Regions from separate parts of the Mus musculus genome. Here region 1 is linked to region 2. A link is a loop called in an ENCODE intact Hi-C map of the cell type or tissue named here. Cell type or tissue: left cerebral cortex. All regions are shown on one strand. Links, peaks and the distances in the headings refer to the core of each region. The heading gives the core; the rest is flanking DNA. Region 1 has its middle 29 kb from the start of Gm27211. Region 2 has its middle 240 kb from the start of Gm27211.

Region 1 (8,337 bases), core at 20-8,019, 270 kb before region 2:
TGCTCAGGGTTAGGTACTGACCCTCATTGTTCTAGTATAGCTAAGAGGAGAAAATGTTGACCATTGAACTACAACACAACCTGGTTTTAGCAATGATAAAACAGAAATTTTAGAGTTGAGTATGTTGGTTTCTCTGGCTTCTGTTCACTTTCCATGCTGGGTTTTTTTCCTATCAGGTTTCTCAGCCTATCTATCTATCTATCTATCTATCTATCTATCTATCTATCTATCTATTCATCTATCTATCTAGACAGTCTCTCATAGCCCTGGCTGGCCTCAAACTCATTATATAGCCAGGGTTGACTTTGAATTTCTTCTTCTTGTTTTTTTTTTTTTTTTTTTTTTTGAGACAGGTTCTCATTGTGTAGTCCTGGCTGGCCTGGCCTGAACTCTTGTTGTATAGACCAGGCTGGCCCTGAACTCACAAAGATCCACCTGCCTCTGCCTCTCCAGTGCTGGGATTAAAGGTATGCCATATAAAAATTATTTATTGTTAATGTATGTACGTCTATGTATGTATGTATGTATGTATGGTGTGTGTGTGTGTGCGCGCGTGTGTGTGTGTGTGTGTGTGTGTGTGTGTGTGTGTGTATGTGTGTGTGGGCATGCATGTGCCACAGTGCCCACGTGGAGGTCAGAGGACATCTTTTAGGAGTTGGTTTTCTCCTTTTACCAGTGGCTCTGAGGCTCAAACTCAGGTTGACAGGGTTGCTTGGCAAGTGCTTCCATCTGCTGGAGCCCTCTCAGCAGGCAGACCTTGAACTTCTGATCCTCATGCCTTCATTCCTCAAGTGGAGAGAATTATAGGCATGTACCTGGTTTATACAGTGCTGGGGGTCTTGTATCCTAGGCCAGCATGCCACCAGCTGGGCCATATCCCCAGGGCATCATCCTACTTTAGACTTGGAGTGGCTAAGTTTCTCTGAGAGGCACGTCTGGACCTCTAATCTGGGTCTCTATGACCAGGCCTACACTCTCAGGCTGGAAGGACCACTGCCTCAGAGGAGTGTGCTCTGGGCTGTCTCCCTTAAGCCAAATACTCCCGAAAATATGGGGGACAGTGGTGCCTGCCTAATACATCTTATTTCCTTTCCATATGCATCCTCTTGGAGCCCAGCCCTTTGTATGCATCCCTCCACTGAAATGACTGGTTTGAACTCCACATGGTCTTTCTTCTGCCACCCCTGCCGGGGGAATCTTCGCTTGACCTGCTGTCTGCCTGACCTGCCTGCAGCCTCTGCTTCAGGCTCCTTCTGTGTTTCTATTGCTGATGCTTTGATATTGGGTGGATCAGACCTCATGTGTGAATGCCCAGCTCTGCCCTTGTCAACCATCTACTGAAAGTGTCTTCAGACAATCCAAGTTCTTCTTGACTAGATGGCAGGGATCTGGGAATGTGTTACTAATTACTGCTTTGAAGTCACAGGTCTTTCTGCAATCTTCTTTGCCCTTACTCTGTGATATTTTTGTCGTTGGCTTTACAGTATTATATTCTAATTATACATACTTGTCTTTATGCTACTTGTGGGGAGGGACTGGGTTTTTTTTTTTTTTTTTTGTTTACTCTTGTCCAGTACCTGGTACATAAATGATTCAGTGGAGTTGAGAGACGTGGCCCTAATTCACTAATTTAGCATCTACAGAAACCAAATTTCCTGGTCTGTGTCCTGCGTTGTAAGAGAGATCCACTTAGGAAGGCTCTTGTTTCAGGAGTGGATAGATCAGGAATGGGGTGGGTTGGGGAGACCAGTGATGGACTCTGTTTTGTATGGAGCCTGAGCTAGCGTTTCAATCTCTTTCTCTATGTTTTTTTTTTTTTGGGGGGGGGAGGGGACAATCTCACAGGATAGCTTTCTGACCGACTAAACTTAGTAAGTATGCAACCTACAAGAAGAGAAGCTTTTTTTCTTTTGCCTTCTGATTTTGGAAGTTTTAGTGCTTGATTGCTTAGCACCGCCATTGCACTGGGCGGTGGCCTTGCGTCGTGTTGCTGAGGCGGTTGCTATCACACACATTGCTGGGAAGCAATCAGAGTAAGGCTGTGGGGGTCAGGGTCCCAATATCCCCTTCCGGGAACTCGCTAAAGTGGTTAATTTCTTTCCTCTAGGCTCCATTTCTTCCTTTTTTTTTTTAAGATTTATTTATTTATTTATTTATTTATTTATTATATGTAAGTACACTGTAGCTGTCCTCAAACACTCCAGAAGGGAGAGTCAGATCTCATTACGGATGGTTGTGAGCCACCATGTGGTTGCTGGGATTTGAACTTCGGAAGAGCAGTCGGGTGCTCTTAGCCACTGAGCCATCTCACCAGCCCTAGGCTCCATTTCTTAAAGGCCTTCTACCAGCCAGTCGGTCCACGCCCCTGATGAGCCTGACCCCACCGGCACGCGCATGTGTGCCAGTGTGTGTATACACATTTGCGGAGGCCAGAGGCCAACCAGTATCCCTTCTCAGGACCAGTTCACCTTGTTTGTTCGAGACAGGGTCTCACTGCTTGGAGTACATTAATTAAGCTGGGAGAGACTCCCCAGTGCCACTAGGTCTAATTCCCCCTCCCCTACCCCCACGAGTGGAGGGCACACGGACTCAGGTTTGTGGATTTAACACAGCAAACACTTTACCAATGGAGCCTTTTCCCCAGCTCCACACATGGCCTATTTAGAGGTAGAGTAGATCGAAACCACAAGAGCACTTGGAGTGCAACCTAACTTTATATGGAGGTCAAGGTTGAAACACCAGCGAGGACCACCTCATGTTGTCATATTAAGTGTAAACCAGGGCCTTTGAGATGGCTCAGCAGGCAAAGGCACCTGCCAACAAACCTGACAGGGCTAGTTCAATCCCCGAGGCTCATACTGAGGAAGAAAACCACAAGCTGCCTTCCGATCTCCATACGTGTGTGAGCTGTGGTCACAACCCGGTCCTCAAAAATAAATAAATGTAATCTAAAAAATTTAAAAAGCAACACAGGATCAGTGACTGAAGGCTAACCTTTTTCTTGCTGATAAATGTTTTCCTGGGCATCTGAGGTGGCTGAGCTCTGCAACGCCTTCTTGCCCTCCTTCCTGTCGGGAACCTCTGAGCTCTTTCCCAGACCTGAAGGTCACACGAGCCTGGAGAAAGCCAAGGCTGGGGCTTCTCTGCTTGGGCAAACAGGGCCACCTCCCACTTTTGGGCTCGGGTACTTGAGTTGGAGTTGTCAGTTTCGCAGCTGATTCTGATGGACTTCACGACAGCTGCAATTACTGGGGCCTCGGCAGTGTGACAAAAAGCAGTTTTTAAGAAAATCGAATCTGTTTAAAGGAGGAAAAGAAGCTGATAATTGACTCGACTTTTAGTAACGTCAGCACGTGATTTTAGAGTCCCTTGTCTCAGCTGCTTGTTTTCTCCGTTTAGCAGAGGATCTGCATTCACTTGCTAAGGCATCTTTCTTAAGCCATGAAGTCATCATTTTGCAGAGGTTGTACCGCGAAAGTCAGTGTGGTGGTAAGACCGACAGAGGGCGCTGTGTTATTTCGGATAACTTCGGAAAGGTCCGAGAAGTTTGGTTAATGCCTTCAGAGCAAGCCCAGAGAAAGTGTGAAAGCACAGCGATTTAACCTCACTAATTCTTTTAGCAGCACGATGCAAGTTTAAAGAACAAAAATGGGGCGGGGGAGGGGGGGAGATTCGTCGCCTTTCCCTTTAGGTTTGAGTTCGGTGTAAAGAAAACTTTCCGTGTGTTTATCAGCTACAAAAGGGCTTACACAACGAATCGGCAGAACCCACGCACAGCGCACTGTTTTCTTGATGTATTTCAGGTGCCTCGGGGGTGATGGAAATGTTCTTAAATGACCCCAAGACGGTGTTCTGAAAGTGGTGTGACTCTTTTAACTTTGTAGATTTCAAAATAAAAAGTTGCTGATTGTATCAAGTCTAGTTTCCAGTGAATATTTTGTTTCCTTCCTTGGATTTCTCATTTCTTCCCTTTCTCCCTTCCTCTCTTCCTCCTTTCCTCCCTCCTCATCTTCCTGCATTTTCTTTATTCTGGATACCTCTCCCTAACCGGCTTTCAGGCTTTGGTATTTCTCTCCTGAAGCTGTTTTAGATTTATGTCTGCAGGTAGCACTTGGTGGTTACATCTGCCTGGCAATGGGGGGTGCTTATTGCCACAGATACTAATTATCTCATAAAACAATTTACAGATATATTATTTAAGAAAAGCAAGAATTGACAATAATCTCTGGGCTTTCAAGTTTATATAGTGAAATGAAAATAGTGTTAGGATATGGTCAAACTCACATTCTGCATATCAAAACCAGACAAACCCAGACTCATCTGTCTTGAAACTTCTCAATGCTTACTCAAATTGTTTTTATTCCAGGGGATTTTTGGACCCGAATTCCTCTGGGGTGGGATTTCACACACACTTCTGAAAGGCTCACAATGACTTGCTACAGCAAGGCTGTGGGATAATCTATCTGTATGAAATGAGGTGCAGCAGTGGGGGCTGGGGGAAAGCCTCCACTGGGCAAAGGACTTCCTTCCAGGACACTGGGGAGAGAACCTAAGCGAAGCCCAAAGGGACCAGAAGGAGCAAGGAACGAGAAGGGGGAAGCAGGGAAAGATGGAGAGTAAGGCAGGTGTGAAAGGTGATTTATGTGATGTGAATAAATACTAGAGACGGTAGCAAGTTAGTAGCTCTTCACAGCAGCCAGGCATGGATAAAAGGGAATAGGGCGGCTTTCAACTCAGGGCTCTTAGGAAATTTCCTCCCCCTTAAGGCTTACCCTACAGTCACTCTGGACACTTAGTGTGTGTCACTTCCCCAGCACAAGTGCTTTCATAAGGACGGTCTTACACTGAGGGATCTTCCAGAGACATCCCTTACTATGCATCTATAGAAGTCAGATATTGGTTAAAGTAGATGACAGAGGTTTCTCTCTGGATGACATGTGACTGGGGGCCATGCAAATTATATATATGACTTATTATATATAAAATATAAAAATATATAAATACATATGTATTTATATATCTATTATGTGTGTGATGTGCATGCATTTTGCTTGCATATGTACGGCACACTTTTGTGTGTGTGGGCGTGGTTACCTTCCTCAATTACTTCTGCTTTGTATATTGAAGGCAGGCTTTATTGCTTGGCATTTTGGGTAGTCTGGCTGGTCGGTTTGTTCCAGGGATTTCCCATATCTGCCTCCCAGATGCTAGGATTACAAGCAGCTGCAGTACCCAGCTGCTTTTATGTGGGTTCTGGGGATCTGAGTTCCAATCTTCAGCTCTCTATAGTAAGTGTCTGAGTCATTAAGACATGAACTCTCTCTTTCCCTAGAATTCCAGTTTGGTTCATGGATGTCGAGTTTTGCATTTCACCGTTACTTATAGAACATTGCTTGTCTCAGTTTGGTGTGCCATATAGTCTATAGCACATTTCAACAGCCATGAAAGCCATGCTTTAACTAGAGTTTTTGGCTATAAAGCCTGGTATCCTTAGGAGTCCCCTGTTAACGTTTTCTCAGACCCAAAGCCTAAGTCTAGGTGTGGCCATTGCAGATGTTAGCATATTGCAGATGGCTTGGGGGGAGTCTTGTCTCTCATAGTAGGTCCACAACAAGAGCAATGTCTGAGGACATATGTGGTTAGTGAACAGGCAGGGAACCCAGTGTTGGGTGATGTTAGAAGCCATAGGAGGGTTTTCTTTGGAAGGCTGCCACACCAAGAGAAATGGTTGCAACTTAAAAGGAAGAGGAAAAGTAACCAATCAGAGAACACAGAGAAAGGGTTTCTTTCCAGCTGGACGTGTAAAAGACTCAAGAGTAATGATGGGCATTGGGTTTCAGAGATGGACTTTGAGCCTAGGTGGAGTTGACCATCATCCTCCTGTTAAGGAGTCTTAGCCCTGGGGAAAGGTGGGTGTTTAATGGTGTTTCTCTTGTACTGGACTGGGAAAGGAAAGACAAGACACTAACATCAAAGACCTCATTCTTTAGCTCCTTCCTTAAGCCTGAAGAGACACTTTGAAACTAAGCCAAAAGACAGTAGATCTGAGAGTTCTGCCAAGGGTAAAAGGAGCCTATGGGGTTGTCTTACCACTCTAGGGTGGTCGAATACTTGCGCTAGCCAGGGCTCTCTAGAGAGTGTAGTCATCAGAATGTCTGGGATCCTGAGATGGTGCTCAGATTGGCTCTGAATCACCTCACAATGACTGTGCAGGCTGGAGTCCAGGGAAGCCAGCAGCTGCTCAGTCCAGGAAGCCAGAAACCTCAGAACAAGGGCAAGGACAGAGATGCTGCCCAAGGCCAAGGTCAAAGTCCTTCCAGGCCCTGGAGAACCAACCGTACGGATCTACAATCAAAGAACAATCATCCAGAGTCTAATGTCAGGGGCCCAGGGGATGCAGGAGGAGAGTGAGCTCTCTCTAGAGGTGTCACGTGGGGGACAGTCAACTTCCTTTCCTACCTTCCCATTTCATCTCACCCCCAGACCAACCAGAGAGGGTCTGGGCAGACCCTCCCTATTGCGTTTGTGGCTCTCACACTAGTTTTCCCAGAAACACCCCAGGCACACTCATTGGTGCTGATGCTTTTCTTTCACCCCAGGCTGACAACGAAAGTGATCATTGTTTTAGTTTGCTTTCCATTGCTGTGATAAACACCACAACCAAAAGCAACTTGGAGAAGGAAGCGTTTATTTGGCTTACGTATACATGCCACAGTCCATGATTGAGGGAAGTCAGGGCAGGAGCCTTGAGGAAGGAACTGAAGCAGAGACCATGGAGGAACACTACCTACTGGCTTGGTCCCCCTGGCTTGCTTAGCTGCTTTCTTAGACAACTTGGGACATCTTGCCCAGGGACTGATGGCATCACTTATACTGGGCGGGGCTCTCTCACATCCATCATTCAGAAAATGCCCACAGACTTGCCTACAGGCTAATCCGATGGGGGGTGGATTTCCTCAATTGAGGATTCCTCCTCTCATAGGACTCTGTCTCGTTGACAAAACCTGATGCAGCACGGTTACAATAGTGAAAGACAGAACATGAGTGCCAGGAGATGACTGATACTGGCATGACACATGTCTTTGGAGGGTTTAGCGGTAAGCCCAACCATTGGAAAAATTCATCTGGCTTTGGCTAAAAGTAGGGATGACCTATTGGCATTGAAGGAGCAATAGAATCCCACCCCCAGGTATCTGTAACAGCAAATAGTGACTTCTTTTTTTTATTAGATATTTTCTTTATTTACATTTCAAATGTTATCCCCTTTCCTTGTTCCCTTCTGAAAACCAGCTCCCCGCCTCCCCATCCTCCTGCTTACCAACCTACCCACTTCTGCTCCCTGGCCCTGGCATTCCCTTACACTGGGACATAGAGCCTTCACAGGACCAAGGGCCTCTTCTCCCATTGATGACTGACTAGGCCATCCTCTACTACATATGCAGCTGTGTCAGAGACCATACCGTGAGAAAGTGAGCCCTTCACAATCTTCCACCCTGACAGGCCAAATGGCCTTGTGCTAGGAGCCGGTTGTCACTCCCTCCTCTCTGTTCCCTTCCTGGCATCTGAGGCTGTAAAAGCTGAATTATAGTCCCCTCTTCCTATCTCTTCCTGAACTCCCATGACTTCCAAGGACATGAGTTACACCTGAGCCCGGCCTGACACCCCAAGGCTGTTAAGGAGGATCTATGTTCTGGAGATAAGACGCAGAGTGCCCGCCGCCTGGAGCCTGACTTTGGCCCTCATGTCAGCAGATGCCCACTTCTTTGTTCTTTGTTAAATTTCCCCTCGACCCCTCCCTATTCCCCGAGATGTTTGCTTTAAATCTCAGCTGAATAAACGGAGACCTTGATAGGACCCTCTACTTGGTCTCCAGCTCCTTTTTCTCTTCCTCCCATTTTCCTCCAGGTTTGCGGTCCCCCTCACACCCACAAATAACTGAATCCCGCGGGAAGGGATACAGCTGGAGCCATGAGTCCCACCATGTGTACTCTTTGGTTGGTAGTTTAGTCCCAGGAAGTTCTGGGGGTACTGGTTAGTTCATATTGTTGTTCCTCCTATGGGGCTGCAAACCCCTTCAGCTCCTTGGGTCCTTTCTCTAGCTCCTTCATTGGGGACCCTGTGCTCAGTCCAATGGATGGCTGTGAGCATCCACTTCTGTATTTGTCTGGCACTGGCAAAGCCTCTCAGGAGACAGCTGTATCAGGCTCCTGTCAGCAAGCACTTCTTGGCATCCACAATAGTGTCTGGGTTTGGTGATTGTATATGGGATGGATCCCCAGGTGGGGCAGTCTCTGGATGGTCATTCCTTCAGTCTTTCCTTCAGTCTTTGCTCCACAC
Region 2 (8,337 bases), core at 197-8,196:
ACTGCGCGTGAACCAGTAATGGCACGATTAAGGGAGATAATCGCTTTAAACAAGAAGTACCAGATGTTGCAGACAAGCCCCCGGTCAGTGTAGGATCTAAGCCCTTAGAGGTTATTGATTGAATGTAGGGTGGAGGTAGCAGCATTAGGCTACAGGATATTGTCTTTTCCTTGATCACATCTTCCATCCATCCTTCTCTGACCTGCTCTGAACCCATAGGCTCCTCCTAGGGACTGTGCTTCCTGGGTTCTGGCTGGATTCAGAGTGTGGGTGATGGGGGTCTGGGGGTTTCTTTTCCCACCTTCTATCTGGTACTTTGGCTCAAACAAAGCTGATGTTGATTTAAACTATTTCCCTCATTAGGGAGGTCCTCCCCCTCCCCCCAAACTAGAAGTGGTAGAAGCCCTTCTCCTATGCGCTCAGTCTTTCTGTTTCTGTTATTGGCCTTTTTCACTGTAGCCCTCATCTCTGTAAATGCTCCTGTAATTAAGTTCTGTTGAGAGCTAACAGCTGGGAAACCCTACCGGCTTCTGGTCCTGTGACAGACACAGGTATTGTGGCTATAAATTTAGATCTTTTTTTTTTTTCTCCCTTAGAAAAACCCAAGCTGGTTTTATTTTTAGCTGCCATGAAATCTTTCTTTTGTGCTTGTAATTCTGCTCTTTTGAAATGTGCTAAGCTGTATTAATAGAGTTTTCAGTATTCTGCTATGAGTAGTTATAGTTGGAATAAAATATAAAAGTCATGTAAAGGCATTTTTAAAATGGTAATCTTGGAGGATGTATACTGGCTACTGGGTGCAGGATGACAGTATTTATTTCTCTCAATTGTCCTAATTTATTGATAAAAATCCATGTGTGAGAAAATATATATACTCATTTTGAAACTTAGCACAGTACATGTAAGCTATTCTTTGTCCATAGATGCTTAATGGAGGAAGTGATATTAGACATAAATTTACCTAAATAAAGCCAATATGCATATGAAAAAGCATAAATACAAGGAAGCCAATGAACATATTTTAATTTCAAAATAAGTAAAACATACATAAGTTCATTGTATTATACTATATATCATGTATAAAAATAATTTCTTGCTCTGAATTCTCCCATGGCTTTGATGTTGCAGGAATTTCTTAATTACTAATAGTGTAATTTAAACCTATTCTCTGAAGTGGTCAGCCTATATCAAACCTGAAGGATCATTACTAAATAGGTTAGGGGGAGTCAGCTCATCTATTATAATTACAGAGAAGGAATTAAGCACACATTTTAAAATGACATGCACTTACAGGGTATTTTAATGGGTTACATTATGAATATGAAAATGACTAGCCGTGAAATGTCATGGGAGTTTACCTGGTAGAGAGGCATTCATGGCTCTAGAGTCAGAACACTGACTTCTTATTGTCCCTAGCTTGTGGGAACCAGTTTCTCCATCATTACTCTGGGGATAATGGCTTTATTCATAACCTGTCTGCTATAGAATCTGCAGTTAGTAGAAGTGGAAGCTCACAGTGCATATAAAGTCCCTTGAAGTTGGCTTGTTATAGCTGCTACTGTGCTTAGATTAGGATGCAAGAGTTGCCCATCAGGGAAGGCTAGTCCTGCATCATCTTTTAAGATTTCATGTCAGGGTGGAATGCCTCATCCAAAGCATTTGATTTGTCCAAGAGCTTAGGGATGCCTACTGTGTATTCTGATTAACAACACCTTCAACCCGCAGGACCCTGTACCTCCATTTTATACAAATCACATTTTTTCCTAGGTAGATCATCTCCTCCTCTTTTGTCATTTATTCTTGCATGTTATTGGAAAGCACTTCCTTTTATATTTTCAAATAACCTATCACAGGATCTACTAAGATGGAAAGGTTTTGAAATCAGGTTCAAACATACCCTTGTCAAGCAAACATATTATGATGATATTCTAAACGGCAATGCACACTGATTGTCCTTGGGGTCAAAATTATATGATTTTGGAAAAAATTCTAGGTATCAGTGTATTAATTGTCTTTCTGTGGCTGTGACCCTGACAGTTGATACTTAGGGAAGAAAGGGTTCATTTGGCTTATAGTACTTGGGGAATAGGGCTAATCATGTTGGGAAGGCATGGTGGTGAGAGACCAAATCAGTTCAGACTCCATCTTAGAGAACCTGACCTTACTTACCAACAGTTTCCAGGCTACGCCCCCCAATAAGACCTGCATCTCCAGGTTACCCTCCCAACAAATCCAGCGTCTTGCACCAGTTTCCAGGTTATTCCCCAACAGATCTGCACTTCCAGGTTACAAGCTCCAACCCTGCCTAACAACCACCAATCAGGAGGAAAGCAGAAGTTAAGTTTATGGTTTGGGTCCCAGCACCAGCCAATTATATTAAAGGCCATAAAGGTCCCCCAATCAGATGTGTACCAGGCTAGATATCTATTTCTTGCCTAAACTTAGACTTAGGGCTTCACCTTCCTGCTGTGTCAGGGTTGGCAGGGAGCCCAAGCTTGAGAGAATAGAATAGAGACCCTAATGCAATTCCATTGGATTCGGCTCCTTGGTGGTTTTTTGGGGTTCATGAACATTTCTTGGCACAACAGAGGTAGTCAGGGAAGGCATGGTGGCATGAATAGGAGTCTGGCTGATCACATCTCGTTTGTACACTGGAAGCAGAGGTACAGAGAACAGGAAGTAGAGCTATGTCCAAACCTCCAAGCCCACCCCTATTGTGGTATTTCTTCTAGGAAGGTTCTAACTTCCTAAAGGCGCATGACCTCCTCAAATAGCACCACCAGCTGGGTACCAAGTGTTTAAGCAAATGGTCCTATGGGGTGGGGGAAGATATGTCATATTCATATCCAAACCATCACAATAAATTTATATAATTTGCTCTCTGCATCAGACTTTACCAGACACACTGGTGCCCCTCCCTCAGTGACAACAATCATCTTCTATAAAAATAAACCTTATTTTCCTAACTATATTCTGTTACGACAGTCTTTCATAGAAAATTTCATATATTTTTGTATTTCTTATATCTAGGCAGCCAAGGAGATTTAAAAAAAACAAAAACAACCCACTCCTTTCTCATTCAGTGTTACAACTTCCCATTTACTGTGGAAGGCCAAAGTCAGTGTGCATATATTTTTAAAAATTCCTTGGAGCAGTTATGAAAATGATCAATAACCATTTGGTAGGAGTTGGGGAGGTCTGAGGGAGAGTGGGTGATGGAATACATGGGTAAGCAAGCCAAAGAGGGCCCAGGAAGGGAAGCAGCCACAGGCAAGGATTCAGAGAGGGGCAGAGGGGCAGAGGGGAGAAAGGGCACTGACAGGCAGGTCAAAGACCACTGTGAAACCTGTTACTTAGTCATCTCTCAGTCTCTCTCTGTATAAAAATCACCCAAGACTCATTTATAAATCCTGCTCCTCTTTCAAGTGCTTTGCCACAAGCTAAATTCTCTGTGTACGGAACTTTGAGATTTCCTGCTCATCTCATTATCACAAGTTTCAAAGGTTCTATTGTACTTAAAACCACAAATCTCACACAATTAGTCACATCATGATACCCCTTGGTGCTGGGTGTTTCTGGTGTGGAGAATAACCTTTCACTGCTATAATTGCCTGACTATAGAGTGAAAATTTCAGATACTATCTTGGAATAAATGAATAGATCAATAATAGGAGAATCTGTTTCACTGCAGCATTCAAAATACACCTCCATAAATGGTTATACTTGCATTTTTATGCATGTTTACATTTTTTTAAATGAAAAACTTTATCTACTTTTTTATCTTATGTTTATGAGAGTCTTGCATGCCATGTATGACTGGGAAGGCCAGTAGAGGGTGTCAAATGCCCTAGAACTGGAGTGTTATATATGGTTGTGAACCTCTCTCCAGATGCTGGGATAGAGCCTAGGTCCTCTGTGAGAATGGCAACTGCTCTTAAGCCAATTGTAGTTTTTAGAATTAAATAATATGTTTATATTTGAGAATATATGCACATGTTCTTTTTCACTTAGTAGTCCACAGAACATGGCTCTTTTTGCTAGTGATAGTGAGGCAGAAATAACAGGCATAACACATGCCATGGTGTTAGAAGTATCTCCTCTTCCACCCAATCTTATCACATACTTCATATTTAATAATTTACTCTAAATCCTTTGATATTCCAGCAATGTCTCTGCATCCTTTGAAGGCATCCTACCTGCTGCAGCATTGTGTTCTAGTAACTGTGTTGGTCCAGCACTTCAGCTACTAGTGATGCCCCAAAGCTAGGGTCCCCTTTGAGCTTGTCTGTGATGTAAGGACCCTTAAAAGAAGCTGCTCACCACCCTCCAACAGTGCCTTATGACATCGTAACTCAGGCTAATAATTATATGACATGTAGTGTATGTAGTGTGTAGTTCATATTATGGTCACTTCTTTCTCTGTGTGTGTATCCGGATGGCTTTGGATAAACCATACTTAGTACCTCACAGGACGAGGAGGTATATCCTATCTACTTGGGGCAAGGCTTTATTGCCAGCAATGGTGGATATGATGTAGCACCATATGGCAAACAATCTTGATAAATCCAAGGTTTTTGTGGCCTGCTTCTTGTCAGATGTGATTAGAGTTTGACTTTAAACCTGAGAGCTGACAGATGCAGTTAGAATAAGAAAATCTCTATTCGCTGCTTGCATTGGTATTATATCTCCACACTGATAGGACAGGGCAGGGAAGGGCTATTTTAAAAATAAACACTCTTTGTGAGGTTGGCTTTAGCCAAAATGGGCAACATAAACCAAAAATTCAATTAGCCAATTTTATAGTTGTAAAATACGTTGCTGCATATTAAAAGCACCCATTGCTTTCCTCTGCTGTGTGGGGGAGCACTCCTCTGGTTGTAGGTGGTGAAAGCCAGCAATGTGCTCTCTGCATAGAGATGTGGCTGGATCCATCTATTAAATCAAATATAGTTCTGTGTTCTTTTTTTCTTAATATAACTACAACCTTATATATCAAAGTAAATTCTGGTGTTTGGGCAGGTTGCTATACACGGTCCTGGTCCTTGTTACTTGGGGGCTTGTGATATGTTTGGTTTGGGCCATTTGGTATGGGAGGAAACAGCAGCATACATACTGATCTCGGAATGAGTTTTGCTGTTCTTATAGAGTTTCCTGTTGATCATTGCATGGCTGGTCTTGTAAAGCAACTGCATATTACATCTATAATACATATCCTTTTGGCTGAGTATAAATATTATGTATGAGGAGGTTGTGTGGTTTAGGGGAAATCCTTACCTACTAATTGCTGCTGTGGCTTTAGTTCCACAAGTAATTAGAAGATGTGTGCCCCTCCCTTGTGACAGCCACAGTATTTTGCTATCTGTACTCTATTATAATATTCATGTGTGGAAAATTGTGTATCTCTATATTCCATGTATCTGAGCAGCCACAGGATAAAAATGAAACCACTTACAGCTAATATGAGATTTTTTTTTCTTTTTTAGCATAGGCCCTTCAACTCAGTGTGAGTTGGGTTATTCTCTCAAAGCTCCTCGTAGCTTCTAGAACACAGAATATCGTGACTAACTAATCAAGGTAGCTCTTCTGGTGAACTGAGGGCTTCATGGTTTTGATGGTGCCTGCCTCTCTGCGAATCAGAAGCTCTTCTGGTAGCTGCTGTCACAGGGTTCAGTGTTGTGTTGTTCCCTGCCAGCTGGCTTTAAAGATGCTGGGCTAAAGTCCTCTCGCTACCAAGGCTGCCTCTGCTGTCTGCTTTGTCACCCTGTATCAGTCAGAAACCGAGAAGGGTTGGGTGTCCTGGCCTTTGTCTAAGCTTTGGAGTTCAGTGTTTGAGGGCCAAACAGCACTGCAGCATCAGCCTCGAGCAAATGCTCGTAAATATAGAAGGACTGAATAAAAAAAAAAATCTTACAATAAGATACCAAGTTACATGTTTTAATGTTTGCATGCTGGCTTTTCTGCATAACTTGCCAAAATTACAACTAATTTTATTATAATTATTACTGAAGTCAGGCCATGCCACATCATATGACCCACCCCCTCCTGATGAAGATTCTTCTAAAGCCCAGTATCTATGCTGCTGTTTCCTCCCATACCAAATGGCCCAAACCAGACCTATCACAAGCCCCCAAGTAACAAGGACCAGGACCATGTATAGCAACCTGCCCAAATACCAGAACTTACTTTGATATTTAAAGTTGTAGTTATATTAAGAAAAAAAGAACACAGATTAGTGTATGGGGACTGTCCTATACATTTAGTTTTAGCTTGCTGTTGTATAGCAGACCCTCAGAGAGGAGTGGAGGGAAGTTGGAAATGACGGTGATTGTCATGGTGATTTTTTTTTTATAAGTAGGTGTGACATCTGTGAGCATCCATGTGGTAGAGATCTTGCACATGGTTGTGTCATTGACAAGGTTCCTTGGCTATTTCCACAGATGACCAGCATGGATGCCAGGTTGGCTTCGGAGATGAGAAAGGCTCCTCTCTGGCAGTATTCCAAGGATGCAGTGAAGACTCGAGGAAGTGTATATCTATCTAGATCACTCTCTCGGCTTTCTGCCCCATTTCACTCTGGGTCACAGTGACCTGAAGGAGCGCCCACGTGTCTCTCACCGCCTTATTCTATCTTCCAGCACAGACACCCTCATAAAGCCCTCATGTTTTCTATTCACCTGGGTTCTTATGGGTCCCAGGCAAGCCTCAGAATCACGATGGAGCTGAGGATGGCCTTGAACTTCTGGTTCTCCCGCCTCTACTTCCTCAGTGTTGGGATGATGGGAACAGGCACACAGTTGTGTTGTGCTGGGGATCATACCCAGGGCTTTGTGTGTGTTGGGCAGGCGCTCTATCCACTGAGCTACACTGCCAGGCTAACCCCTTATATACTTAATCTCAAGTATGTGTTGATTTCTTAGGAGACCTTGATTAGAAGAGTTGGACTATCAGCACCTTTCTTTTTCAGTGATCTAGTATTTGTGATTGATTTTGGATATGTAGGTTCTCCCTGTCTAGAGTGGGCTTTATGTTAAGGAACACAAAAACCTGGAGTGCTGTCTCGAGCATTTCAGTCTCCTTCCCTAACACCCCAAGTCCAAAGCCTGCCTGTGCATGGGGACTCTAAAGGGTACAGACTTCTCACTCCTCAGGAGACCAGGAAGACAGGAGACAGCTGATTTTGTGCTATGGCTAGTGGAGAAACAAGCCCTGCACTCAGTTCTGAGTGAGCTGTCAGAGCTGGGTACTGTAAGACTCATAGACGTAAATGTTCTATAAATTATTACGAGGAAAGAGGATGCATTTTTGTAATGCATTGCATCTTTGCATTTATTGCTGTGGACATAAAGAAGCAGTTTTATAAGAAGAAAGGGCAAAACAAATGTGCTTTGTGAGCACAATGACAAGCACTAGTGGCCAAAATGAGGATGTATGGGTGAGCTGAGGGCATAGTTAACTCGATGGAAAAATACAGTGTACTCAGGATTTGTGCTGATTTTCTTCTCTAAAATCTGGGCTGTATGAGATAACTTTCTAATCTATATCAATGAGTGGCATGTACTGGGGTGTTACATGAGTCTTCTGGTGTCACACAAATTTAATTTGATTAATCAGATCATACTTAAAAATAAAACAGAAGTGCCAGGCATAAAAGAGGAACATGCCTTTAATCCCAGAAAAGGCAATTGGATCTCTGTGAGTTTGAGGCCAGCCTAAGTATACCTAAAAGTTCCAGGACAGTCAGAGCTATATAGATAGTCTCTGTCCCCTGCTCTCTTCTCCCAAAAACCATCTATTGTGGGGTTGGAGAGATGGCTTAGCAGTTAAGAACATTTGGTGCTCTTGTAAAGGACCTGAGTTCATTTTCCAGCACACACAGCAGGCAACTCACAACCACTTCTGACTCCAGCTCCAGGGGATATGATGCTCTTCTCTGGTCTCTGTGGGCACTGTACTCATGTGCACTTTAATAGAAGTAGAATTAATCTTTAATTTAAAAGAAAATTGAGTAGTAAACTCTAGTTTTGTTGGAAAAACTACTGAATTTAGAAGCAGCATAGGCAACAGAATTTAGACAAGGTAGACAGACATGAGCTTCCAAAATACCTTTTATTCTCAACGATAGTGCAGGTAGCTTCCTTATTTAAACGGAACAATCTGAGATCAGTGAATTAACCAAATGTCTTGTATTTCTTCCACATAAAAACAAGAGCCTTTATGCCACTATGATGGAGTTGTAGAAAGAACAAGATGTCCTGACACTGACTTTCTCTGGGAGATTTTGTTTGTACTAATACCCAGCTCAGCAAGCTGCGTTGATGGTGATACCACATTTCATAT

The links. Hi-C counts contacts between places; a loop is a spot of excess contacts. Peaks named below come from ENCODE experiments on the same cell type or tissue, not always from the same donor. Only the 100,000 strongest peaks of a DNase experiment are listed, where the experiment ranks them.
Region 1: it touches region 2 in a loop (2.2-fold over the local background); 2 of 42 quality-filtered maps call a loop at or near these places.

The regions. Positions count from the first base shown.
Region 1 is chr9:73,159,612-73,167,948 of GRCm38, forward strand. No RefSeq gene overlaps it. Among named protein-coding and RNA genes, the nearest start is that of Gm27211, 29 kb to the right of the region's middle. In left cerebral cortex, for the core only: a CTCF peak has its summit at 3,498 (motif pointing right); a DNase peak (open chromatin) is centred at 3,494; H3K4me3 peaks cover 292 bases.
Region 2 is chr9:73,431,646-73,439,982 of GRCm38, forward strand. No RefSeq gene overlaps it. Among named protein-coding and RNA genes, the nearest start is that of Gm27211, 240 kb to the left of the region's middle. In left cerebral cortex, for the core only: no CTCF peak of the experiment used is centred there; a DNase peak (open chromatin) is centred at 4,905.